2 separate regions of the Mus musculus genome follow, and region 2 is linked to region 1. A link is a contact called in ENCODE Hi-C or POLR2A ChIA-PET data. All regions are on one chromosome and are shown on one strand. Each heading gives the region's core, a stretch centred on a gene start or an enhancer-like site at or near the end of the contact. The rest is flanking DNA. Distances are from core to core; before and after follow the strand shown. Region 1 holds the start of Ube2b (ubiquitin-conjugating enzyme E2B). Region 2 has its middle 20 kb from the start of Gm39822.

Region 1 (5,084 bases), core at 2,499-4,998:
CTTACCTCTACACCAAGTGTTATGGGTTATAGATACCTACTCACAGTCAGTCAGCCAGCATGCAGGCGTGCACACTTGCGCACAAATGATAAACAAGAAATTAAAAAGGTATTATATGGTAGCCTATGCCTGTGTTCCCAGCACTGAGGATGTTGAAGGAAGAAGATCCCAAGTCTGAGAAATGCATGGAGATCTTTTTGTTGTTGTTTTTTTGTGAGACAGGACCTCAGTAGGCAGCCTGGACCCTAGCCTCTAAGTGCTAGATCAAAAGGCTGAACCCCACCCTTGTCAAGAGTCTATCTCAATAGAATCTCAAAGGTGCTAGGAGTGCAGCCCAGTGATGGATGGAGCATTTGCCTACAGGGTGTTTCAATCTCAGTATTACCCAAAGTCATCCAGTGGCTTCTCGGTAGGCTGTGCATATGTCATTTTTAGCTAAAATTCTTGTCACAGCAAAGTTTTCGGTCCTTTTGGTTCCAAGTGTCCTTACAGCTCCAACAGTAGGGGCATAAACACTTGAACGGCACATTTTGTATGAGGTGATTTACCTGATCTCCTTCATTAGCCCATTTAATTTCCAGCATTTACTTATTAGTGTGGGGATCAAGCCCTGGGCCATATGCATAGCAGGCAAGCAGTCTACCACTCAGCTTCACTCAAAGCCTTCACACCCTAGGATCAGTCACCTCGAGTAACCATAAAACCATACCATAGCCAGGTACAGTGTCATACGCCCACAATCCCAGCTACTCCAGAGGGCCTAAAGCAAGAGGATCACTTCAGCCCAGTTCAAAATCACCCTGAGCAACACTGCAACACACCTTGGCTCAAGGGAAAGAAGCCAAATTAAATATAACAGCAAGCCGACCAATTTTATATAAATGCCCCAGACTCAATAAAATGTTTCAAGAGCTGGATATACAGCTTAGGGATGGGAGCACAATTAGCACAGGAGGCCCAGGGTTCTCAAAAGATGTGTCCCCGCCCCACACAAGTGAGTTTCAGAATCGGCCTCAGCCTCTCTCCCCAGTGCTTATTTACTTACCTTTTCTGAGCAATCCCTAGCTCAACTCACCCAAATATAACTGCATTCCACTGCATGATGTTGTTTTCAGATGGGGCGCCACTGACCCCCACAGGTGGGTCCTCTTGCAATCTAGAAGTCCAGAGTAGTCATTTTCAGAGTTGAACATATAGGCCAGTGAGGTCAGACTCTCCTGAAGCTACTCTGACAGACTAGCTAGACTGACTTGTTATAGTTGGAGCTGAAATGAGTTACGATCTAAATGAATCAACCAGGTTAATATTCGTATTAATACTACCAGATCTGTAAATTCTTCAAACAGCAAGATTTAAGATATGGTCTCTTGAGGAACTCGTTTTCAGAGTACCCTCTTAACCCACTCAAAGTTTACAATTTTAGCAATGAAAAATACTTTTAGATAACCTGCAACTACCAGGTGGTAGTGGTTGTCCACACCTTTGGACCCAACACTTGGGACATAGGTGAGTGAGTTGGAGGCCAGCCTGGTCTACAGAGTGAGTTCCAAAACAGCCAGGGCTACACACACAAAAAACAAACAAACAAACAAAAAAACCCTGTCTCAAAAAACAAAAACCAAACACAACAAAAACTTACAATTTTCGTACCTTAATCATGGAAGGATCTCCAGTCCTAACTACAGACACTACACAACACAAAAATGTAGGAAATCTCTATACACTAAATGACTTAAAAAAACAAAAAACCTCAATTTAACTAGAAAGCAAGTCTTACTTCATGGCCTGTGCTTCAAACAGTGCCTTTCTAAAGTAGTCAGAAGCTCCAGCTAGCTTTTCCAGCAGGCTCTATTTTAAAAACTCTGCTCTCAGGCCAAATATACCTCAGGCCTCCATACAATGCTTTCAACAGACATCATCAGCAATTTCATGTAACCTCAAGATCCTTGGAAAACCACCAAAGGCACCTTGTACTCAACTGGGAGTCAAGTACAGAAATTGCAAAAATGAACAAGAGATAAATAATAATAGATAATGTATTATCCATAATGGAAAGTTTTATTTGTGTATCAGTTACAGAGCTAATCAAATATAGTGACTTCAAGCATTGGGTGACTTTTGCACCAAAAAGGACATCTCTTTGTCTGGCAGATCATTAATAAAAAAAAAAAAAAAAAAAAAACAGCCTGGCAGTAGTGGCGCACGCCTTTAATCCCAGCATTTAGGGGACAGAGGCAAGGGGATTTCTGAGTTCGAGCCAGCCTGGTCTACAGAGTGAGTTTCAGGACAGCCAGGGCTACACAGAGAAAGAAACCCTGTCTTGAAAAACAAAAAACAAACAAAAAAAAAGCAAGCAAACAAACAACAACAAAAACCTGTCCATCTCACAAAGTATGTTGTGATTTTTAAGTGGACACTTGGCAAACTGGTCAACCTCAAGCAGATTAGGTCACTAACAGGACTGAGAGGGACGAATTTACTGCTTCATTCCTCAATTGTGTGGCTAAAATCAGCAACGAATTAAATGATGAAGTTGTCCAGGTCCCAAGACAATAGCTTCCAAATGCCTCATAAAGGGCTTTTTTTTCTCTCTCTCTCATAAAGGGCTTTATAATGGGAAAGTTGAGCAGTTGCTTCCTGAGAGGCAAATCTAAGTTTTTATATTACAGATTTGTCTCAATCACAGCGGGTCTGCCCAGAAAGAAAACTAGTATCTAGTCTACTGTTTCTGCACTTGTACGTTTCCAAGGAGAGGTAAACAACTGGGAGAGGTCATCTTCTTCCTTCAAGCCCCACATTTCCTATAAACCCCTATTTTCCAAAAGGAGGCCCAGGTGGAGTATCAGATTAGCTCCAGTCTGACGGAAGGCATTTTTCCAGGCTGGGGAGGCTATAGATAGGCTTTTATTCCGCGGCCAGATCTTAGTTCCAGAAGGCACTGGCAGGCCAAGTGGCTAGCTCCAGGCCCAGGTTTCCCGAGCCAGTTCTCAAGGTCCTTCCAGGTGGGCGGGGGCAGATCGGGTTTCGGGGGATGGGCTAACCACCTCCGGACCTCGCGCAGCAGACCCCACCCTCACCACTGCAGAAAGGGAGAGATTTGGGGCAGTATTCACCCCAACCTCTCACTACCAACAGGAGATCACGGGGCCCTGTAACAAAGCTGGACTGGTCCGCCAGGCGAGGCCGGAGCCTCAGGAGCAGCTCACTCGCACCACCTGGGGAGGGGACACTGCAGGGTGCAGAGGCGGGAGGTGAAGCGTCTGCATCTGCCCTAGGTGGGCCTCTGGGACACCTAGGCCCAGCGATGGCCACCTTCCTACTTTTGGGGGGGAAGGGCAGGAGGCTGTAGTACCGACCATCTTTACTCCAGACAGAGGGAGGTATGAAGCGAGGGAGTAAGAGCCACCGGGAAGCCGGGACTGCCGTGGGTCCCGCAGGCCCACTGCCCGCCTCCTCAGGGTCACCAGGAGGAAGATATCCGGAATCCCCGCCCTACAGTCCATGGCTTCGGGAAGAGGCCGTCATATTGGGCTAAGACGAGGGCCCTTACCGCTTGAAATCCCGCATGAGCCTCCTACGGGCCGGGGTCGACATGCTCCGCAGCTGCCCCGCGGTCAGTCTGAAAGAAAAGAGTCCCGTTCAGCCCCCCCACCCCCCGGCGCAGCGGCCGAATCACTGTGGGTCGCCGCCGCCACCGAGACTGCACAAACAACCCTGCAATGACGTCTCCCTCCGCCGCCTCCAGATCCCTCCGCCCTCCGCCAGTACCACCGCGGGAGGGGGGAGAGGGGGCGGGGCGAGCGGGCGCGCGCGCCGCACCGGAGGGGCAGAAGGCGGCCTTCCGGGCTTGTTGCTTGCGGGCAACTACGGAGGATCCGCTCCGTGCTCACGCTGAACACGGCCCGGCCCAACGCCCTCGGAGCCCACACGCTACCTCGCCTCGCTCCCCCCGTCGCTAGTTTCAAGTTCGGCCGGACGGGGAGAGAGTGGTGCATCCGGAGCCTGAGATTTCGGAGGAGAGGAGGTGGGGGGGGGGGTGACGTCAAGTCACGTGACCGCCAGCGCCGCTGTCAACAATCCACCCCTGAGGGGGAGGGAGCGAAGTATCTAGAACCACGTGTGCCTGTGACGCCATCAGAGCAGGTCACGTGATGGCCTAGCCTGGCTCTGGTTTCAGGTCTAACAAAGCAGGTCCTTGAGTATAAGGAGTTGACACCTCTAGTCATACATTATTCTTTTGGTCCCAAAGTACTGGGGCTTTGCAAAAGGAGACATTGTGGAAGGAGCCGCTTGCATTCTGAGTCTTTTAAAACGGAACAACAAAAAAAAAATCTGGACTTAATTCTGTGTTTCAAGTGGCTTAGCAACTCTGGTACGTGGGACAGGTACTGAAAGTGTGGCAAAGCCTTGTAATGAACGGCTTTGAATGCTAGGTCGGTGCAAATGAGATGGGATTAAGGGCATTTGCATCAATAGCCTGTTCCTGCTAATGGAATTTCCATACTTAGAATTTATACAGAAATGAGAGTGGAATAGATTGCCCAAACCTTAAAGACTCCATCTATGGAGTCTTTGAATTGGAATCTGTGAATTTGCCTGCGGTGGGGCACAATTGTGTTTTTCAAGAAGTGAGTGGGTGTGATTTTAGAGCATATCAATGCTGCTGGTTGTCAAAGAAACCTACAAAAATGATTCAGATCAGGGGAGAGATCCTGCAGACATGGGTGGGAGTTAGAGCTCGACTCTGAGGTAACTCATTACAAGCTTTATACAATAGCAAAGAGGGACCAAATGGACCGGAAGTGCGGTGTGGGGGGTTGATTCATAGCCGATTCCCGAAGCATTGACCACCACAGCCCCCAGCTGGCTCCTGGAATTTCCGTGCTCAGCTTCTAGCCCTGTATTGGGGATTTGTTAGTTCTAGGGACCGGAACAGTGTAGTAGATGCGGAATTCTTTAACTCAAGAAGGGGGAAGCGCATGAGACTCCACTGCTCACTCTTTCACATGGTTCCATGAAACCAGGAAGGGTTAACCTTTTTCACTGTCCTTATCCCTTCTTCCTTCAAACAATTCTCTTGATTT
Region 2 (4,667 bases), core at 1,003-3,502, 84 kb before region 1:
TTGGGGGTGGGATGGAGAGAGGAGGCTATTTTGTGCTTTTCTGAGGCTGTGACAAAATATCAACCCAAAACAACTTGTCCAGCAAAGAGATTATTTCATCTTACATTTTACAGTCCACCATCAAAGAAAACCAAGATAGGAACTTGGAGAAAGCAACAGAAGCAGAGATCATCGAGGTCTGCTGCTTAGTAGTTGCTTCCCACCTGGCTCGCTCAGCTACTTTTCTTATATAAAACATAGGCCCACCTGCATAGGGATGACACCGCCCACAGTGGGCTGGGCCCTTCCACATTAATTAGTAATCATGAAAATGCTCCACAGGCATGTCCATAGGCCATTCTGATGGAGGCTATTCCTCAATTGAGAATCCCTTTTCCCACAAAAGTGCAGGTTGTCTTAAGGTAACAAAAACAAACTCGAAAAAGGGTCTTCTACATTCAATTCTCTCCTAGAGGACAAAGAGGTTAAAGACTCTGAGAAAGTCAGTAGTAAATGGCCTGTTGGTGTGGGTCATTAGTTTTGTTTTAATTTTATTCATTTATTTATTTTAAGATACTCTCACTGGGTTTCCCTGGCTGGACTGAAACCCTCTATGTAGTCCAGGCTGTCCTTGAACTCACAGAGATTTATTTGCCCCTGCCTCCCATATCATTCTCTGACTAGTTTTGTTTTTGAGACAGAATCAATAGCTAGTGCTGGCCTCAAACTCCCCACATAGTAGGATATAGCTCAGTAATAGGTTTGAACTTCTGACCCTGAGCCTCTGCCTCCCAGATGTTGAGATTGCTGGCTTGAGTCACTGTGCCCATTTTATGCACTGCTGGAATTGAACCCAGGTTCTCCTGCCTTAAGTGTCCTAACAACTGAGGTACATCCCCAGCTATAGATCATTTATCTGTAGAATCCCCTAGCAGTCATCCTCACTGTAAAGTCCTGGGGTTACCCCTGGAGACTTTGGTCACCCTCCCTTCTCCTCCCCCTGAGGGTAGGGTGGGCGTGGGTGGGTGGTGGACAGACACTCCTGTCCTCATTTGAGGATATAAGTTGTCCTGCCCACTGCGGCCTCCACCTGCTGGGGGTACTGAGATCTTTAAATAACCACCAGGGACTCCCCCCTTCTCACACTGTAGCTTGAGTCACCCCAAAAGCTTTCCTTTCCCCCAACATCCCTCTCCAGGGCTTCCTCTCCCATCTGAGTTGCCTCTCTGAGGTCATGGGCACCGCAGACCACATTTGGCAAGAACCTACAGGGAGTGGGACCGCTTCTTGAAGAGCTCTCTCAGAACTGGTGACCCATTGGTCAGCTTCTCTAGCTAGGACTCTACCTCGAACAGAGGAAAGAAACAGGAGACTGAAGGTGGGGACGGGGGTGTGGCGACAACCCAGCACTGGCGTCTGGGAAAAACGAAGAACCTAAGCTGCCTGGATCCCTGAACTTTTTACTCTGTAAATGACAGATGAATGACGTTTCTTATGGAGAAGCCCCTCCCATCTCACCTCCCGCGGTGCTCAATCCCATTCCCCAGAAGGGAACTGGCTATTTCCCAAAACTCAGACACATCCTGGCTGGAGCTGGCTGTGGGCCTGGCACCCCCGGGCAGCTGGGCAGGGCGGGGTGTCCTGGAGAGCCACGGATGGGCCTCACACCCAGGCTGGGCCAGGACACCCAGTCCTTGGCTGAGGCCCAAACCGGCTCTGTTTACAGAATCTGTCAGCCTGGTTCCCCTCCCCCATCCACCACTTCCCCTGGAGTCCTGGGGGCTGGGAGAGGACAGGCGGGGCCAGTGGGAGCCCTAGCCGCCGGCCTCCCCATGAAGGCTCTGATATTCATCTGTTCCTAGCATCCTTTCTTCTGGCGTCCTTCTCTAAGCCTGGAGCAGCACTTCCAACTCTGAGGCAGGTGCATTTCAAGGGGGTTCGGTAGAGACAGAGCTTGCCCCCGAGGGAAGCTGAGATAAGAGGTGCAGAGATAGGCTCGGTGCCCAGCGGTGCCAGGGAGATTCCCAAGGGCTTCCTGGAATTCTCTCTAGACAGAGGAGAATGAGGCTTTCTGCTTCCTCCACACCCCAAACCCGTGGGCCCCTCGGAGCATTTCCAGAATTCCTGGAGGCACCTAGAGCAAAGTGGATTAGCCTGGAGGGTAGATTCGGGACTTTCAGGTCTACGAAGTCCAGTGACGAGGATACCAGGCGAGCCTACATGGTGACTCAGCTCCCGCCAGCAGCAAGGAAGCTCTGCGTCGGAGAGCACCGGGTTGGGGGGGTGGGGGTGGGGATGGGAGGTTGTCTGGACGCCCCGCCCCCTCTGCTCCGGGAAGGCCAGCCCACCACGCCCAGCTTCTCAAACGAACAGCAATTCCCAAGGGTTTTCTTCCTTCTGTGTGAAGTTACTGACAAAAGGCTGGTACTTGCGGAGAACTCTCTGTGATAACTTACCTTCCTTTAGAGATAAGGAAACTGAGGCACAGAGAGTCCAAACTACTGAGTGGCTGGACTGTAGTTTCGAAGCAAAACATCTTTGTCCCAAGTGACACTATGCTAGGTGATAGGGGGTGACCCCCAATGTTATCTTCCTAAAACAGGAACCTGGAGATGCCCGGGGCCTAGGGGCTAACTCTGTTTAAAAATGTGTTATTTTTGACCAGGGTGGTGGCGCTCGCCTTTTATTCCAGCTTTCGGGAAGCAGAGGCAGGTTGATCTCTGAGTTTTAGGCCAGTCTGGTCTACAGGGCAAGTCCCAGGATAATCAGAGCAACATTGAGAAACTCCCTCTCTCTCTCTTTCTCTCTCTCTCTCTCTCTCTCTCTCTCTCTCTCTCTCTCTCTAAAAAAAAAAATCAAAGCTGCAGGAGTGCTTTCTCTAGTCCATTTGCTGACAGCCTGCCTTGGTGTCAGAAGTGCCCCATTCTTGAGTTTCCTCATAGCCTTCTCTATGTTTACAGATTAATCTTTGAGACCTAAGATCTTCTTGTTCAGCAATAGGCCCAGACCCTTAGCTCTTACAGGGGCGGGGTCAAGACTAGGGCAGTGCCACAGAAAGGTAGTGTTAGTCTAGACCTTTCATCCCAGCGCTCTGTAGGTAGAAGCAGGTGAGTATTAGGCTAGCCTGGTCTACATAGTGAGGGGGGAGAGAGAGAGGGTCAGAGAAAGAGACAGAGAAAGAGAAAGACACACAGAGAGACAAGAGAGAGAGACACAGAGAAAGACACACACACACACACACACACAGAGACACAGAGAGAGACAGAGAGAGAGAGAGAGAGAGACTAATTTCCAAATGTTCAAAAAGCAAAATCCAGTGGAGTAGCAGGGCATGGTGGCACACACCTTTAATTCTAGCACTTGGAGGCTGAGGCAGGCAGATCTTTGTGAGTTCAAGGCCAGCCTGGTCTACATAGAGAACTCCAGGCCAACTGAAGCTACACAGTAAGACCCTGTTTTAAAACAAAACAAACAACAAACCACACAAAAGGCACCAATGGGATGAACAGTGTCCCAGGGAAGAAGTGACTCAGAGGGCAGAGAGGAGATGCCCTCTCAGGCCCAGCCCCCTGTGCTATCAGCCAAGCAGTGTCTGCTTGAAAGTGAAGGCTGGTTCTGACAGCTGCAGAGATGGAAACTTTCCCAGACTCTCCCACTTCCATCCCCTTTGACCCCTTTCTGCTAAGCCCTGTGATCTTAATGTCTAGAGACCCACAGGATAGGCGGAAAGAGAGCCACTCCTCATCTCTGCCATGCATCCCTGCCTCAGTGTGTCCCTTGGTCTCAGTGACCCGTATTTGCAGATCTGAGAGGCTCTGAGTCATGGGAAACTCTGAGGAGGGGAGGGAAAAGGAAATGGTGAGATGGGACCCTACTCTGTGGTGGAGACGGTTTGACCTGGCCCTGTCTAAGATAAAAGGACCTCTCAGAAAATCATGACCTTAGGCAAAAATCACTTTAATCTCCCAGGGCCTCTGCAAAATGAGAGAATTCCAATACCAGACATCCTTCCAGGAAAGGCTGATGGTTGTAGCACTGAGTGACTCTTCTGACCAAGCATATGAGGGTGGGTGCCCTCCAGCTGGCCCAGCTTTGTAGGCAAACTGTCTTCTTCTCAGTTGATTCTGGAAGAAGTCAGTCCCCAAGACCAGGAAGAGGAGAGAAGAGAGCAGGGAATTTGAGCAGGGAGTCCATGGGATGGGTTTCCTGTACTGGGAATGGCTCAGGAAACCTGTGTCCTAAAGACAGATGATGCTAAATCCAACTTCCTTGTGCCAGGCATGGCCCTGGGGCTTTCCAATGGGTGTCTCTGTAGGCCTGTTCTATGCAGATCACGGTTTAACCTCCAGGCTACACTCACACACACACACACACACACACACACACACACACACACACACACACACCGACAGTTGTCTTGCAGGCTAGGGTAAGATGACCAGGTTCATTGTGAGGAAGGTCTCAGGGCATCATCCTTCCCTCCAATTTCAGCTGACGTCATAGGCCAGAGCAACTCTACCCAACAGGCTGGCGCTGGACCTTGTACAGAGAGACCAGCATCTGTAAGTGCTGGGATGGAGGCTCCAAATGGTAGAAGTCTTGAGAGTGCACTGTTGGAGGGACTTTGCATAGCAAAAGCAAATTGGAAGAATTTGGAATAGCCCCCACCCTTATTGTCAAGAAGGGAT

The links. Hi-C counts contacts between places; a loop is a spot of excess contacts on that map. ChIA-PET counts read pairs that join two places held with the same protein, here RNA polymerase II (POLR2A).
Region 2: a map of heart shows a loop between it and region 1 (4-fold over the local background). The contact joins the enhancer-like site here to the promoter of Ube2b in region 1. A Hi-C loop is called at or near these places in 1 of 37 maps with a recorded cell type or tissue (heart). POLR2A ChIA-PET finds 5 or more read pairs at or near these places in 3 of 5 experiments (Patski and embryonic stem cell).

The regions. Positions count from the first base shown.
Region 1 is chr11:51,996,743-52,001,826 of GRCm38, forward strand. Ube2b (ubiquitin-conjugating enzyme E2B) reads right to left here and starts at 3,749. Exons shown (of 6, transcript NM_009458.5): 1 at 3,551-3,749; 2 at 1,076-1,156. The coding sequence starts at 3,594. It also overlaps a transcript of Cdkl3 not described here.
Region 2 is chr11:51,914,543-51,919,209 of GRCm38, forward strand. No RefSeq gene overlaps it. Among named protein-coding and RNA genes, the nearest start is that of Gm39822, 20 kb to the left of the region's middle. Within about 2 kb of position 2,253, at least 3 of the 3 ENCODE cell types and tissues checked have a DNase peak (open chromatin) inside an H3K27ac peak, as active enhancers do; they include heart, where a contact is called at or near this core.